Linked DNA regions of Homo sapiens: region 2 is linked to region 1. The links are chromatin loops, found by intact Hi-C in ENCODE. Cell type or tissue: right lobe of liver. All regions are shown on one strand. Each heading gives the region's core, and the rest is flanking DNA. Links, peaks and the distances in the headings are about the cores only.

What was found. Peaks named below come from ENCODE experiments on the same cell type or tissue, not always from the same donor. Only the 100,000 strongest peaks of a DNase experiment are listed, where the experiment ranks them.
Region 2: a loop joins it to region 1, with 3 times the contacts of the local background. A loop is called at or near these places in 10 of 110 quality-filtered maps.

Annotation. Positions count from the first base shown.
Region 1 is chr3:187,215,970-187,224,683 of GRCh38, forward strand. LOC105374260 (a long non-coding RNA gene) reads left to right here and starts at 7,057. Exons shown (of 3, transcript XR_007096209.1): 1 at 7,057-8,278. It also overlaps a transcript of MASP1 not described here. In right lobe of liver, for the core only: a CTCF peak has its summit at 4,384 (motif pointing right); a DNase peak (open chromatin) is centred at 4,392; H3K4me3 peaks cover 708 bases; H3K27ac peaks cover 2,698 bases.
Region 2 is chr3:187,599,443-187,608,156 of GRCh38, forward strand. No RefSeq gene overlaps it. Among named protein-coding and RNA genes, the nearest start is that of SST, 67 kb to the right of the region's middle. In right lobe of liver, for the core only: no CTCF peak of the experiment used is centred there; no DNase peak of the experiment used is centred there.

The DNA of each region.
Region 1 (8,714 bases), core at 715-8,714:
AGGGATGGGGACTCATGCTGCATCTCTGGAGGGATGCACGATTTTGCATTTTTTCAAGGGGAGATTGGTCTATTCTTCCAGTTGATTTATTTGTTCAATAATTTAGTCACATAAGTATGTACTCATGAATATTTATTTTATACTTTGGGTTATTATCCAATGCTATGTTGCTTTGTTGCTCAACATTCCAGCTTTGGCCAGTGGAAGCTCTTTCATTTGGCTCCTGTGTCCCTTTGACATATCCTCAGCGTTTCTTCACTTTCTGGGACTGCAAGATGCTCCAGTCTCAGCTTGTGTGTTTCTTGCCCCAATCCCGGAATCAGTCATTTCTTCAAAGAGCCTGTGTTCCTTTTATCGGATGATGATATTTTAGAAACCAAGACCTGTGTACTAAGAGTGCTCATTGTTGCTGGGGTATTTGTGCTCCTAAGTCGGCCCACATTTTACACTTCACTGCACTCCAGGTTGCTCACCTGTAAAAGGGGGATAAGTATAGTCCTTTCATGAATTTTCTTGTGAAAATTAAATTAGAGAATGTGTATAACAAGCAGATAGTAAGTACTCAAAAATGTTAGTGGTGATTATTTCCCATATAACCTTTTACATTTGAGTGAACTTATAATTTTCTAAGTTCTTTCCTATCTGCTAATTCATCAGATTCAACAGCCTCAGGAGAGAGGTTATTCTAGCGGTGTAGAGATGGGAAAATTAAATAAATAAGGGAGTCAACCTACGCTGCACTAGAATTCAAGTCTTTTGATTTTGAGACTTATTCTAGACCAAGATTGGTTTCCACCTCTGTCATATGAGTGGTCTACATTCCCCTCCCTGACTCTTGCCCAACTCTAGCTTGAAGGGCTTCTTGGTGGTGGTGTTTCTTTGATTCTTGTTCTCCATTGAGTAAGATTAACTCAAGGCAGAAAGAAGGCATGTACTCCAATCCAGAACAGGCCACTCATAGACATGGCACCATATTTTCTAAACCAAACACTGAACATATGATTCAAATTTATTAAATGCCACTGATAATAGTAAATTTAATAAATGAGTGGCATTTAATAATTGTAATGTGGATGCAGAAACATTGACATTCTGGGATATTTTGATAATTTACAGGAATAATAGGACAGGTATTTAAACAGAACTGACCCAAAAACCTAAGACATGCTTTTGTATCTACAACAATCTTCCCATCATAGTCTCTCTCCCTTCATGGTACAGTGATCCTACACGAATACAACAAAATGTTGGTAAATGAAAGCAACTCACTATAATCATCAGTGCATAAAAGACATACAAACAAACAGGGAGCTTTGACTCAATGCAGATGTTTATTAGAACTAATGTTTGTTTTTTCATACGAGCAACAGCTTCTGTTGTTAATAAAATCCGGGCATGATTATTATTGCTAACAGCAGCACTCATGGTATGAAATTATAGCTTCAGTTATACAAACTGTATTCTAGAGAGGTGGGTTTTGGTTGCACAAAGAGGAGACCTTTTAAAGAGGCAGCACATTTAAAACATTTTCTTACTTATTTTTTTAAATTAATATTCACAATCAGTGATTCAAAAAGCAGCAATTTTAAAGTTGAATGAGCTGCAATTGGGGGTAGTGAGTTTCTCATCAGTAGAAATGCTCAAGAATGAGGTCGCGAAGTTAGACAAGGTTGTTGTCCTCACAGATACTCCAGCCCTCTGCTTCTATGGCTCTGTGAGAGATCTGGGTTTCTTGGACCTTAGCAGCAGTGCAGGAGCTGGCACAGCTAATAAGTGCTTGTAGGTCACGGGGAAGCCTGGGTTCCATGGCCTATTTAGACATTTTCTCAGGATAAGGATGAAATTGCAATTGGAGAAATAAACAGAATAAGCTGGGTCCAGCCAGAAGTCAGTATTTGTGCACAAACCTTGAGGCCATTTCAAGTCCTGTTTAGAATTCTAACTTTAAGGAGAAAAGCTCTTTTTGGTGTTGGTTCTGATCCCAGAAAAAGAGTCCACTGGACATGTGTTTTTGTGGGAGGAGCTGGTATAATAAAGGACATCTTGAGTGGACATTTACTATTGTTCTCCCTCCATGTGGAAGGCCTCCTCCGTCTTACCTGTGGACAAGGCTCTGGTCCAGTCACCTCTTCTGGGAAGCCTTCTTGATTGATATCTCCTCCCCCAAAACCTTCATACCAGAATGGTCTTTCTTTTACCTCCATGACTTTCCAAAGCAGCACTTGGCAGGGTTTGTTCTATTACATGGTAGTCAATTACATATGTTTCATGTCTCCCAATAGGAGCTCCTAGAAGGTATAAATGATACTCTCTTCATCTAGGTAGTTCCCACAGGAGCCACCACAGCCTGGGATGTTGGGGTGTGCCCAGGCAGTGCTTGAAATGGGAAGATATGGTGTCTTGGGATGCCTTGGGATGATTCCAAAACAGCATTACAGTTCTTCTTTGGCATTGAAAATGGAGTTTCTGCTAGCTTGACAAGTGTCTGATGGAGCTGGGTCCCATTGCCACCTTCCCCTTACAGAATAAACAGCAGGGCACAAAGAGGTAGAATGACTTGTTTATAGAACCAGAGGCAGGCTGTGAATTGCTGTCCCTGAGTATTCAGCCTGGGGCTTAATATATATATATATATGTTCTCATTCTCCATTATCTTCCTCTTTTTTTTCAAGAGACCTGGAATTACTCCAACAGCTGCATACAGGTCAAGAGTTAAAGTCCCCCAGGGAAGATCAATTTCTATAAAACAGAAGACAGGAACTTGGAGCTTCTGATCCCTTGGAGGGCTTATATCTTGGAGCTCTGGAGGGCATAAAGTCTCTAGAAGCTTCCTGAGAGAGGATGGGAGAGGCATTTTGCTTGGAAAACACTTATGGCCTTGCAAGATGAGGGAGTTCAGGGTGAGGCTCAGGGGTGAGGAGTCGGGGAACGGCTGCTTGGGGTCAGCTGTGGACATAGGAAGGAAGAGTATAGGGGCCTGGGGTACAAACTACCAGGGCCCACCTCATGCAGCCCAGTTTCCCAAGAAGGGAAGGAGGCCAGGGCCCAGAGCAGATGCTCTGCTTAGGAATAAGGAAGGATCCTTTGGCTCACACTTTGCCTGTCCCATGTCCTTGGGAACCCACCCGTAGTGGAAAGGGGTGGGTATTTCAGGAGCAGCAGCAGCAGCATTTTGTCTGCATCAAAGTTCCTTTGAACCGATTGTAATTTTTGCCTTTTGGTTACATTGGCTTTACCTCATCTTATCAGGGGGAAAATGGCTTCATTGTATCTTAGATCGTCAGAGCTTTGAGGACCCTTTGAGATGAGGGAGGAGGACTTGCATAGGGTCATACAGGGGGCTAAGGGCAGAGCTAGTTCTAGAACCAGGTGTCTGCCTTCCCAAACCACAATCCCCAGGCTCCCTCCTGTCCCTGCTTCTCTCAGGCCCTCCCGCAATCTGTCATCTAGTGCATGTTCCTAGTTACATTTGCTAGGGGACATACCACAGGACTCAGAACCTTGTCTGTTTTACTTTTTTAGGGATGAGGGTGAAGATTGATGTTGGGCAAGTTGCACGGTGGCAAAAAAGCATACAGCATTTAAGGGCAGATGGAGATGGTCAAGGTTGAGGGGAGAGGTGTGTCACTGATCAATGCTAAGACCCAGGCAGGGGTTTGTAAGAGAGCTTCGTCTGCCTGGTAGACACATCGACCTTCTGCTAAGGTGCATTTATTGAAAACAGTGTATGCTATGCACTCTGTTAAGTGCTATGCATCTATTAGTTAATCTTTTCCTCATCAGACTTTTACGAGGTAGGTAAGGTATAGCATTTCCATCTTATGAAGAAACTGAAGTTCGAAGAGATGAAGTCACCTGCCCAGCACTGCAAACTAGTAAGTGATAGAGCCTGGATTCGGCCTGTGTTCTGACCACTCTCTTGCTCCATCTCTTTAAAGAGAGTGAAAAGGGGGTGAAGATACCTGCTCTATTGCCCAGTAATGGATAGGCCGAAGGAGGGGGGATGGGAGGAAGGAAAGGAGAAATGGCTGCTTTCATCGGAGGATCGTCCTCTGCTACTGACTGCCCACAGCTGGTGGTGCTGGGGCTGAGGAGCCAAATTCAGTTCCTCACTCCGGTGACCCTCTGGATCCAGTCCTTGTTGTGGTGGATGTAAGAGTATACTCCGTAGCGGTCCTTCTTCCCACAGTCATCACCCCAGGACACAGTGCCCACCAGGTACCACTGGCCTCTTTCTCTATTCAGGGTCACCATGGGGCCTCCAGAGTCACCCGCACAGGCGTCCTTTCCCCCTAGGTGAAAAAGAGACATAGATGAAGATAAAATGCCCCTTCCCAGCCCAAGTCTCCTTCTCCCATGTATGGGTTGTAGTTCAGAGAATTGGGCACTAGAGGGCATAGCAGACCGTTGGACCCAAACCTCAGCTCTGGGCAGTTCTAGGTCAGGCCGCATCAGAGCTCAAATGATTCTAAAAAGCCCTGATTCAGACCTCTTTCTTTCTTTTCTTTTCTTTTTCTTTTTTCTTTCTTTTTTTTTTTTTTTTTGAGATGGAGTCTCGCTCTGTCACACCCAGGCTAGAGTGCAGTGGCACGATCTCGGCTCACAGCAACCTCTACCTCCTGGGTTCAAGTGATTCTCCCTCCTCAGCCTCCCGAGTAGCTGGGACTACAGGCACCTGCCACCATGCCCGGCTAATTTTTGTATTTTTAGTAAAGATGGGATTTCGCCATGTTAGCAAGACTGGTCTCGAACTCCCGACCTCAGGTGATCCACCCGCCTCGGCCTCCCAAAGTGCTGGGATTACAGGCATGAACCACCGTGCCCGGCCAAGGCCTCTTTCTTAAGGGAAACACTGAACTTGGGAAGGGAATGATGAGCATCCTGTAAATATCTTTTCTCCGATGCATCTTCTCCTGTGGAATCCCTCCTCCCACGGCCTTCCTCCAGTCCCCCGCGCCCCCACACTGCCAGCCCACCAGGTTGGGAGGCCTCTGTGCTCCCTTGCTGGCTCTGCACCACTCCCTGGCTGGCAGCGCCCCTGTTGTATGCCAGCCTCTTAACCCACCTTCCTTCTCCCCAGCACAGATCATGTCCCTGGTCACTTTCTTCTTCAGCGGGGCATAAGCCTTCTGGCAGGTGCTGTGGTCAACAATCGGGATTTCAATCTAGAACACAAAGCTGTTATTGGTCCTCATCCCCGGCTGAGAAGCCTCTGCTATTCTGACACCCCTGAAGACGGCTCCTCTCCACTCCATACCTGGACGGACCTGTGTCTACCTTAGACTTGATCTAAGAGACTGCCCCATGCTACAGGTGAAGGAACAGTTGAATGGAGAATCAGGAGGCCCGTGTTCTAGGGCAGTCTTGGCTGTGAAGACCTTGGCTGTGTGAACTTGGGCAAGTCACATGCCCTCTCTGGGCCTCAGATCTCTCTTCAGTAAGATAGAGGTAATAATACTTGCCTAGGAGATGTATTAGTCAATAGGACAATGTATACAAAAATGAAGTTTGGTTTTCTTTTGTCTCACCCCTACTGTAGGACCTAGAACATGTGGCTTACTCATTGTTTTTCAGACTCTGAGACCCTTTTTCCTCATCTGAAAAATGGAGGTTGCAGTATTTGATATACTAATCATTGTACAAAGAGGAGAGGCAGGAACAAGTGCTTTGTAAACTACACACACTGTATAAATATTAGCTACTGTGGAGTTATCACTGCTGGCTTTGCAGCAAGCACTTTGTTATGTTGTCCTCCCTCTCTACAGTATGAGCATCTGTCTCGATGCTGGATCTGTATTTTATGCATTTCTATCTTACATTGCTTGGAGCTTAGTAGATACCCAGAAAATATATATATTTTTTGCAATGCAGCAAAATCGATACATAAAAATAAGGCATTGTGACTATTATTGCCCTTGATCCAGTGTGGGGGTAACTGTTGGAGTAGATGTCTGGAATAAAAAGAGGAAACATATGATTCTCTTTCAGTCAAATCAAGAACTGAATGGGCCATATTCTCTAAATGGACAACTCCTGTTGCCCTTGCTGGGAGGAAACCAGAGGCCATTCAGATCCCTCTTGGGTCATGGCCTTCCCTGGATAAGGGGAGAGGAAGCCAGGGCAGGGTGGTCCTGAGGACAGATCCTCAGCAACTGCTGAGCACCTGATTCATCGTTCAGGTATCATTTCAGCATCACTTCCTTTGGGAATGCCTCCTGAACCCCTGAGACAAGATCAGATTCTCTTTCATATGTTCTGGAGCATCCTGCATTTCTCTCTCTCCACCTTTATCACATCCATAACTACTTTCTGTCCATTCCACTTGACCATGAGCCCAAGGGGGCCAGGGACCAGATCTATCCTTTTACCCCAGCACAGCTAGTAGCTAGTACAGTGTCTGGTACCAAGGAAACACCAAATAGACCCCCGGGAGTTAGTGAATGAAGGGATGAATGGTTGTTGCAAATCCCAAATTTTAAAATATGTCAAAATAATATATGTGGAAGAATTTAGAAACTAGCTGTGTCAGTCATAGGCCCCGGTGATATCAGAGCCAAGCAACTCTTTGATGGCAGCTCGTGTTGCCCCATAACTCTGCAGTTGGAAATAGTATCTTATGGTCTAGAGAGGCAAAATAACTTGCTTCAGATGACCCAGCAAGTTAGTGGGAGCCAAGACTTGAAACTATGGCTCCTTACTTTTAGTTAAGTGTTTTTTTTTTTTTTCCTTGAACTGATAGGAATATGAACTTCTAAGTGTAACTGCCAAGTTCATTACTGCAAGGACTGTGGTTCTCAAGAGCCTGGCTCATTCTGGCCAATTTGGTGTACAGTTCTCATGGTGCACAGCTGGATTGTCACCATGGGGGTGTCTAAACTTGCTGTTTTCTGGGAGAATTTTCATAAGCTAAGCCTTTAATAAGCTACCAGAAAAACTTAACCGTGTTTAGAGGCTAGAGTCCATGACATGTAGAACAAACAAATCAAGCTTTCTGGGGTTCAAAGTCCCATTGAACTTTGGAGGTGGGTCTGGGCTCCTAGTTTCCCACTCACCAACCCCCACCCAAGCCTCAAAATCCCTAAGGGAACAATACGGAGCAGGAAGGCCCAGTGCAGAGCTGAGGTGTCACTGTCTGTAGGTTATAAAGTGAACTTCACCTCCATCAGGGTCTCTGGGAACCTTTGCAAGAACTGCTTCCCCCAGCCGCTGACGATGACCATGGCTCCTGGAGGAGAGAAGATACTGTGAGAACAGAGAAGCTATCTGTGGGGTGTTTGGAGGGGTGCAGCTTGCAGCTCCATCATCCTCTTCTGTGGAGGAAAGACTGGATTGTTCTTCTCAGAGAAAGGTGGTGTGGTGGGGAGGAAGACGTGAAAGGCAGCTGGGCTACAGATTACCTGCAGCAGAGCTAGGGGCACTGGTTTCTATGATGTGTTACTGGCTTACTTGTTTAGTTTTCTATTCTGTCCCACCCTCAACTAGTCTGAAACCTAGGGTCCATGAGAGCAGAATCTCATTCTTGGTCACTGCTATATCACAGTGCCTATAGCAATGCTGTCACATAGTAGGTGCTCAATCAAGAACAGCGAATAAATAAAAAGCCCAGCCTAGTCCACTATGTGCTATGGTGCCTTTAGCCAGCCCTCCTCTCTGCTCCCCTTCTAAGCCTCTGTTTTCCTATCCATAAAATGAGGAGGCTGGACTTGGTATTCTCTAAAACCCCTTTCAGAGTTGACATTCTAGAAGTCTATGAAGTTGGTAAATCTGTGGGGCAATGTGGAAGTGGGTTGAGCACTGACAGAGCAATTATTTTCTCATTTGAAAAAGAGCCTGGATACTGAAAACAGTGTTGGGCTTAAAGTCAGAAAACCTGTACTATATCCCTAGATCTGCTTCATACAAGCTGCATCTCGGGTGAGTCACCTCACCCTGCTGATCCTTAGTTTTCTCGTTTGTAAATGAGGCTACAGTGCCACCTTGCAAGGCTTGCATGGTTCGTAAATAAGTTAATGAACATAAAGCACCTGGTGGGCACATGGCACCCAATGAGTCAAAGCCAGCTACACCTGTGCCTTTCCTGTTGGCTCAGTTCCCCTAAATACTCCTCAGATTACATCTCAGCCATTTTTCTTTTGAGCTAAAGGAAGTGAACTTGATGTGGCACCACTGAAATTAGAATGAAAAGGAAGCCAGCTGACATGGGTCACCTATGTTTAAGTATTATCTCAAACACGGAAATGCCACAGCCACCACATGGGATAGCATCTCCAGTTTAGAGGTAAGGGGATTGAGGCTTACTGAGGTTAAATAACTTCCTGAAGATCACCCAGCTGGGAAATGGTCACAGTGGTGTTTGAGCCTGTGCTGAGTATTTTTTTTTTTTTTTTTTTTTTTTGAGACGGAGTCTCGCTCTGTCGCCCAGGCTGGAGTGCAGTGGCGGGATCTCGGCTCACTGCAAGCTCCGCCTCCCGGGTTCACGCCATTCTCCTGCCTCAGCCTCCCAAGTAGCTGGGACTACAGGCGCCCGCCACTATGCCCGGCTAATTTTTTGTATTTTTAGTAGAGACGGGGTTTCACCGTTTTAGCCGGGATGGTCTCGATCTCCTGACCTCGTGATCCGCCCGCCTCGGCCTCCCAAAGTGCTGGGATTACAGGCGTGAGCCACCGCGCCCGGCCTGTGCTGAGTATTAAGCCATTGTCCCCCAGCTTGAGAC
Region 2 (8,714 bases), core at 559-8,558, 380 kb after region 1:
TAGTATCTAGACACTTACAGTCAAGCCACTCTTCTAGAGGTTCAGAGCACTTTATACTTGAGGGATGAATCCACAGAAATATCCTTTAAATTGCAGCTGCAGGTAAATCATTTGTGGTGTGTTATTCATTTACCTCTCCTCGTTTATTCAACTAAGAGATTTTTTCCCTTCTTTTACATGGAATGTCACTCTCTTTGAAATGAGTATCTCTTTCATAGTGTTACTGCTACAAATAATATAAATGTTCATTAGAAAGCATAAATCATCTCTAACCAAAGATGGGAAGCTAAGTCCCGTCTGGACATTGCAGCGGGTTAAACAGTGTCATCCAAAAAGATATGTCTGAGTCCTAAGCTTCAGCACCTCCCAAAGTGACCTTATTTGAACGTAGGATCTTTGTGGATAAAATTGAGTTAAGAATCTCAGGACGAGATTATCCTAGATTTAGAGTAGGCCATAAATCTAATGATTGGTGGCTTTATAAGAGATTTGAGACACACAGACCCAGAGAGAAATGCAATGTGAAGATGGATACAGAGATTGGAGTGGTGCAATTACAACCCAAGGATGTCAGGGATTACCACAAACACCAGAAGCCAGGAAAGAGGAAAGGAGGCTAATTCATCCTCAGAGCCTCCAGAGGAACAAACTCAGCTGACACCTAATGTCAGACTTCTGGTCTCCAGAACTGTAAGAGAATAAGTTTGTGGTTCTTTTGTATGGCCCAGGAACTAATATGGATACAGTGATGGGTACTTAAATAGAAATGATTGGCTCAGCAGGAAAAGAAACATATATGTGTGTGCATGCAGAAAACTAACCATGCATGTGCTATACAAGATATGAATCAGCTACAGCTATACATAGATGTAGATCAGCTGCAAGTCTTCTTGACATAGGAAGAAGTAAAGAGATTGCTCAGTCACTTCTCCTCCAATCTCTATTGGAGATGTCAATAGGGAAAGGCCAACAAGCTCACCTCCCCAAAGTCTCCTCCGATCCCTCCCCTCGGACCATGGAAAGGGATCTCTTTTGATCTCTGAACTCTCATGGTTCCTCTGTGCTGCCTTCCATTACAGTCAGTTGTGCATACATGTCTGTGTCATATTAAACCAAGCAAGTGGAGGGCAATTCTGTACAGTGGAAAGTGGTTGCATTTGAAATAAGGGTACATAAACTTTCTTTTTACTATGGCCCAGAGTAACGTGCATTCAGGCTTATCTGTAAAGTAGGAATAAAAAGCACCATCAGACATTTCTCACAATCTTTCTGAGTGTTGCAAATAAAATAATTGGAGTGAAAGTGTAGCCAGGAGGAGCATGCAACAGAAAGAGTGTAAACCAGAAAATTCAGTTTACACTAAAAACAAACATAAAGGACCGTTTCTCTTTGCATCCCTCAAAACACAGCTCACCACATAGTTCTGCACATAGGGGGTCTTAGTAAATGTCTGTGCTATCAACAAGGAGTGTGTAAGTGGAGCACAGTCTCTTCAGAAAAGAGTTGGTTACAGATTCTTGAAAACAAACAAATGAGCCAACTAGTTAAATGGATTCTTGCTAATTCCACAAAGGGCATCTTGGGGAACAAAACAACCTAGCACTTCTATTAGCAGTGGGGCTTGGGCAGCCCTGGGCAGGCACATCCCATGCAAATGGAGGGCCATGGTCATAGTCACTGTCAGGGTCATGGTCAGCACGGCCAGGAGTCCAAGAGATCACTTTGACATCTCTGGGATTCAGACTCTAAAAACTGTTAACATCTCACATTTGGCTTTTTCTAATTTTGTAGAATCATAATGAGGCACTTTATTTCTTATTTTTGGATAACTGCTAACTGGATTCTCAGTTAATGTGAAATTTGGGACTTTTTATTTCTCCCGTCAAAGTTCCTACTCTTACTCTATTTCGGGCCCTTGCCAAAGAGTATTATTCGTACAACATTATGATTCAGTTGATTTATGGAACATCTAGATAGTGCTTCTCTAGTTGTCAGGCAAACTTAAGAAATGTCACTGAATAACTAATAAAGCACAGCCTTACAGAGTTTTCTTCAGGAGTTCTTAAGCAGAAATCATGGCCCATAAGGTCTCCATATGGGTCTCAGGAATATTATAACACCCCCCTCCCCAGATTGTTTGTACGTTTGCACATGTAAGTGTATTGTGGGGGAGATCGCTTCCAGCACATCTAGAACAGGCTAAGAACCACTGGATCACTTCGATTTTCTCTTGTAAAATACCTTTACTAATGTGTTTTCCATGTGCCAGGTCTTCTGTAGGTGCTTTACCTATGTTATCTCATTTAATACTCACAACAACCTTCTACCTTAGGTATTTTTATTGTCAGTACTAATGAAACAATTGAGTAACTTGGCTTAGTTTGATTTAATCTAACTTGACCAAGGTTACTTCACTAGCAAGATGGGCGGGATTCCAATTTGCCACAGTCTGAAGAGCGTTTACACACTCCACTGCACAATAGCCATTTTCACTAACATGGTTTAGTTTTGTGTGTTGTTATTTATCACAGGGAACACTCCTTCAGAGCCACTGATTTCTGGATGAAGTTGAAGGTCACCACTATAAGCTGGGTCAGGTTCTGCCTTCTTGTGCTGCCACAGGGCTCAGACACGAGGGTGGTGGGCTGAGCAGGAGAGGAGGGAGGACCTGCTGCTTTGAGGAGCAGGATGGACATGTGGGAGTTGCCTGATTGTGGCTCTGTGAAGCAATGCCAGAACAGAATCTTGCTCCGGTCCCTCTTACAAGTGGGAACTGAGACCCAGGAAGCAAAAATGGCCCTGCCTAAAACATTAATTAGCCCAGAGCACAAAGTAAAGGAACTTGTAAAGACTGGGAGGTGGGACTCCCTGGTTCAAGTCCAGGTTCCGCCTGCTGGGCAACCTCAGGAAAGTCTCCTCATCTGTTCCTCAGTTTCCTCATCTGAAAAATGCGGAGATTGAATTATATTATTTCAGAGTCATCTTCCACTTCATCACAACGAGGTCACTTATTCAAGCTTCCTTTTTCGGCGTATTTTGATCATGTATTGTAAAAGTGCAAAGTATTGGAATGATAAATCAAATCTCATAGTTTTCAAGGTCATCAACAGAGTCTGGGAGGATATTTTTATTTACGAATCATCTCTTTATAAAAAAGGCACATTGAAAGTTAATAGAAGTCATTATTGGTGATATCATCGGCAAAAATAGCAGGACATGATCCAGGGTAGGTAATTTAAGATGATGGATTATCAAAGAGCTTGTCTCTTGTCAGCTCAAAAAGCTTTCTGACTGCTTGCTTTCCGTTTCCAAAGCGTCAAACTCAAATAGCTCTTCACAAAAACAATATAGTTAGAAAAAGTAACATCACTGCTTTATGAAGCCTAGCGCCCACCACCACTCCTTTTCTGGTCTCTCAACTTTATCTCACAGTGCTGTGAAGAAAGGGAGTGGTCATTTATCATATGCCATCACATGTGATAATCTCAACAAACTTAGCAGAATGTTTTTAAGATTCTCATTTTATTGATGAGAAAACTGACACTCAAGAAGTTAAACAGGACAGAGTTAGCAAGTACTGAAATTTGAATTAGAAAAGGTGGCTGTAGCCTCCACATTCACCAGGAACTAAATGGAGTTAAAGTTCAGAGTTTCATCTTCAGATCAAGAATAACCTATTTATTCATTTATTGACCTTTCACAATCCCCAGTGTTATGAGTTAAATTATGTCCCCCAAAATTGTATGTTGAAATCCTAACTCCCAGAACCTTAGAATGTAATGCTAATTGGAGGGAGACCCTTCACGAAGACAATCAAGTTAAAATTAGGTCCTTAGAGTGCACCCTAATCCAATATGACTGGTGTCTTTATAGAAAGGGGAAATTTGAAGATGGAAACAGACATGTGCAGGGAAAACGCCATGTGAAGATGAAAGCAGAGATAAGGGTGATGTTTCTATGAGCCAAGGAACAACAAAGGTTGCCAGCAAGCCACCAAAAGACGGGGGAGAGGCATGGACCAGATTCTCTTTTACAGCCCTCAGAAGGATCCAACTCTGCCGATGTCTGGATTTCCGACTTCCAGCCTCCAGAATTGTGAGACAATACATTTCTGTTGTTCAAGCCACTAAGTTTGTGGTACTTTGTTACAGCAGCCCTAGCAAACTAATACATTCAGTAAGGTGAATATTAGAGGCCAGTAATGGTTTCATGAGTACCACCAGTCACAGCCATGGTGGTCCTTCACATTCAGTGCAAAGCTCTTCCCATCCATGAGAGTTTTTAGCTGCCCCCCACAAAGATGAAATATTAACTTGGTCTCCTCCGTTATCCTAGTAACCAAGTAGCAGAATCAAAATTTAGACCCAAGAACTGTTTCTAGGTTCAGTGTGAATCCCCTGTACAATACTAACTCCCAGGGACACTTACCAGGGCCATGATCCCAAAAATATCAGTATCATGCCCATCTTTTCATCTTTGTAATTTTCAGTTATAACTTGAAGGCTTTTTGGGGCTTTGCACATTCCCTGATGGAGTGTAGCACGGAGAAACTTGAATGCCTGTCTCATTTTTCAGAAGACTTCTCCAACAGAGAAGCATTTTAGGAATGAAAGCTTTAAGTTTTCTCTGCATCTGGCCAAGGAAGATATTAAAGGAGTTAGCCCAAAGCCGCTACTCCCAATGTAATATGCATTTATTGACTTTCTACCATGCTCCTAGTACTGCGCTGGGCTCTTGGAAGATGACGGTGACTAAGACACAGTGCTTATTCTCAATAGCTCATAACCAGGGAGAGGCAGACATGTAAAGAGAGAATTTCCTAGAGGTGCATTTAGCCCAGCCTGATGGTTCAGAGACATCTTCTGGGAAGAGGTGATGGCTGAGCAGAGGACCACCTTTGCTTTTGTAATTCTCCTAAATGTGACACAGGTCCCCTGAAGAACAAAAGCTTCCAGAACACCTCAGAAAATTCATCACCCAACGTGCTGGCTAGAAAAGGAAATAAAATATCTGCCTTCCAAATTTTATAACTTCTTTCCTCCTTCCAAAAATAGTTCTCACTTCTACCTTAATGACAGTGGGAAATTTTTTATGTCTTATAAAAAAGCTAATACTGTTCTATATTCTGGATAGTCTACATTTTTTAGCATTTCCTCCGTGCTAGATACTTTGCTAAGTACTTTTCATATTCGACCTTATTTAATTTCCACTTTATAGATGAGTAAACTTTAAAAGGTTAATTAATTTACCCGTGGTCATAAAAGTGGCAGAGAATGAAAGTTCTCTGCTTAATATCCACCCTACTCTCTTCCTTAGAATAGACTCCAATTTTATTCAGTCAATAAAATACTCAGCTAAAAACTATACTTCCCAGCCTCCCTTATGATTGAAGTAGACATGTAACATAGTCACTTGTAGGGAGCTGGTTCTAAGAAGCTCTTTAAAGGAGTCTGAATAAGATTGCACATGTTACTGTGTTTCTTACCCTTCTCTATGCTTCTTTAAAAAAATTCCATTCATTGTTGGGGTACAGGTGGTATTTGGTTACATGACTAAGTTCTTTAGTGGTGATTTGTGAGATTTTGGTACACCCATCACCTGAGCAGTATACACTGCATCCTATTTGTAGTCTTTTATCCCTGCTCCCCCTTGCATCCTTCCCCCCAAGTCCCCAAAATCCATTGTCCATTGTATCATTCTTATGCCTTTGCATCCTCATAGCTTAGCTTCCACATATCAGTGACAGCGTACAATGTTTGGTTTGCCAATCTTGAGTTACTTCACTTAGAATAATAGTCTCCAGTCTCATCCAGGTCACTGAAAATGCCATATTTTCAGCATATAAACGAGCATATTTTCAGCAAACAGTGACAGTTTGGCTTCCTTTTTACCAATTTGGATGCCCTTTATTTCTTTCTCTTGTCTGATTGCTCTGGCTAGGACTTCCAGTACTATGTTGAAGAGGAGTAGTGAGAGTGGGCTTCCTTGTCCTGTTCCAGTTCTCAGAGGGAATGCTTTCAACTTTTCCGCATTCAGTATTATGTTGGCTTTGGGATTGTCATAGATGGCTTTTATTACATTAAGATATGTCCCTTATATGCCAATTTTGCTGAGAGTTTTAATCATAAAGGATGTTGGATTTTGTCAAATGCTTTTTCCGTATCTATTGAGATGATCATGTGATTTTTGTTTTTAATTCTGTTTATGTGGTGTATCTCATTTATTGACTTGCATTTGTTAAACCTTCCCTGCATCTCTGGTATGAAACCCACTTGATCATGGTGGATTGTCTTTTTGATGTGTTGTTGGATTCGATTAGCTAGTACTTTGTTAAGGATTTTAGCATCTATGTTCATCAGGGATATCAGTCTGTAGTTTTCTTTTTTGGTTATGTCCTTTCCTGGTTTTGGTATTAGCGTGATGCTGGCTTCATCGAATTAATTAGGGAGGGTTCCCTCTTTCTCTACCTTGTGGAATAGTGACAAAAGGATTGGTACCAATTCTTCTTTGAATGTCTGGTAGAATTCTGTTGTGAATCCATCCAGTTCTGGACTTTTTTTGTTGGTAATTTTTAAATTACCATTTCAATCTTGCTGCTTGTTATTGGTCTGTTCAGAGTATCTAATTCTTCCTGATTTAAGCTAGGAGGATTGTATTTTTCCAGGAATTTATCCTTCTCTTTTAGGTTTTCCAGTTTATTTGTGTAAAGGTGTTCATAGTAGCCTTCAATGATCTTTTGTATTTCAGTGGTGTCAGTTGTAATATCTCTCATTTCATTTCTTAATGAGGTTATTTGAATTTTCTTTCTTTTCTTGATTAATCTTGATAATGGTCTATTTTATTTATCTTTTCAAAGAACCAGCTTTATGTTTCATTTATTTTTTGTATTATGTTTTGTTTGTTTGTTTCAATTTCATTTAGTTCTTCTCAGGTTATTTTCTTTCTTCTGCTGGGTTTGGGTTTGGTTTATTCTTGTTTATCTAGTTCCTTGAGGTGTGACCTTGGATTGTCAAGTTTGTGCTCTTTCAGTCTTTTTGATGTAGGTATTTAGGGCTATGAACTTTCCTCTTAGCACTGCCTTTGCTGTATCCCAGAGCTTTTGATAGGTTGTTCTTGCATGGTTTTGAAGCTTCCCTTTGGAGCTGATTTCCAGTTTTATTCCACTGTGGTCTGAAAGAGTGCTCAATATAGTTTCAATTTTCTTAAATTTATTGAGGCTCATTTTATGGCTTATCATATGGTCTATCTATCATATTATGGCTTATCATATAGATATCATAAATATCATACGATTTATCTTGGAGAAAGTTCCATGCACTCTTGAATAGAATGTACATTCTGTGGTTGTTGGATGAAATGTTCTGTATATATCTGTTAAGTCCGTTTGTTCCAAGGTATAGCTTAAATCCATTGTTCCTTTGTTGACTTTCTCTCTTGATGACCTGTCTAGTGCTGTCAGTGGAGTACTGAAGTCCCCCACTATTATTGTGTTGCTGTCTATCTCAGTTTTTAGGTCTATTAGTAATTGTTTTATAAATTTGGGAGCTCCAGTGTTAGGTGCATTTATGTTTAGGATTGTGATATTTTCCTGTTGGACAAGGCCTTTTACCATTACATAATGTCCCTCTTTGTCTCTTTTAACTGCTGTTGCTTCCAAGTTTGTTTTGTCTGATGTAAGAATAACTGCCTCTGCTCGCTTTTGGTGTCCATTTGCATGAAGTGCCTTTTTCCACCCCTTTACTTTAAGTTTATGTGAATCCCTATATGTTAGGTTAGGCTCCTGAAGGCAGCAGATAGTTGGTTGGTGAGTTCTTATCCATTCTGCAGTTCTGTATGTTTTAAGTGGAGCATTTAGGCCATTTACACTCAATGTTAGCATTGAGATGTGAGATACCATTGTATTCATCATGCTATTTGTTGTCTGTGTACCTTGGTTTATTTTGTTTCTTGTTTTTGCTTTTTAAATTGTGCTTTTGTTTTATAGGTCCTGTATGATTTATGCTTTAAGAGGTTTTGTTTTGATGTGTTTCCAGGATTTGTTTCAAGAGTTAGAGCTCTTTTAGCAGTTCTTGTAGTGGTGGCTTGGTAGTGGCAAATTCTGTCAGCATCTGTTTGTCTGAAAAAGACTGTATCTTTCCTTCATATATGATGCTTAGTTTCGCTGGATACAAACTTCTTGGCTGATAATGGTTTTGTCTGAGGAGGCTGAAGATAGGGCGCCTATCCTTCCTAGCTTGTAGGGTTTCTGCTGAGAAATCTGCTGTTAATCTGATAGGTTTTCTTTATAGGTTATCTGGTGCTTTTGTCTCACAATTTTTAAGATTCTTTCCTTTGTCTTAACTTTAGATAACCTGATGACAATGTGCCTAGGCAATGATCTTTTGGGGATGAATTTCCCAGGTGTTCTTTGATCTTCTAGTATTTGGATGTCTAGGTCTCTAGCAAGGCTGGGGAAGTTTTCCTCGATTATTCCCCCAAATATGTTTTCCAAACTTTTAGATTTCTCTTCTTCCTCAGGATCACCAATTATTTTTAGGTTTAGTGGTTTAACATAATCCCAGACCTCTTGGAGGCTTTGTTCATATTTTCTTATTCTTTTTTCTTTGTCTTATTGGATTGGGTTAATTCCAAGACCTTGTCTTTGAGCTCTGAATTTCTTTCTTCTACTTGTTCGATTCTATTGCTGAGACTTTCCAAAACATTTTGCATTTCTA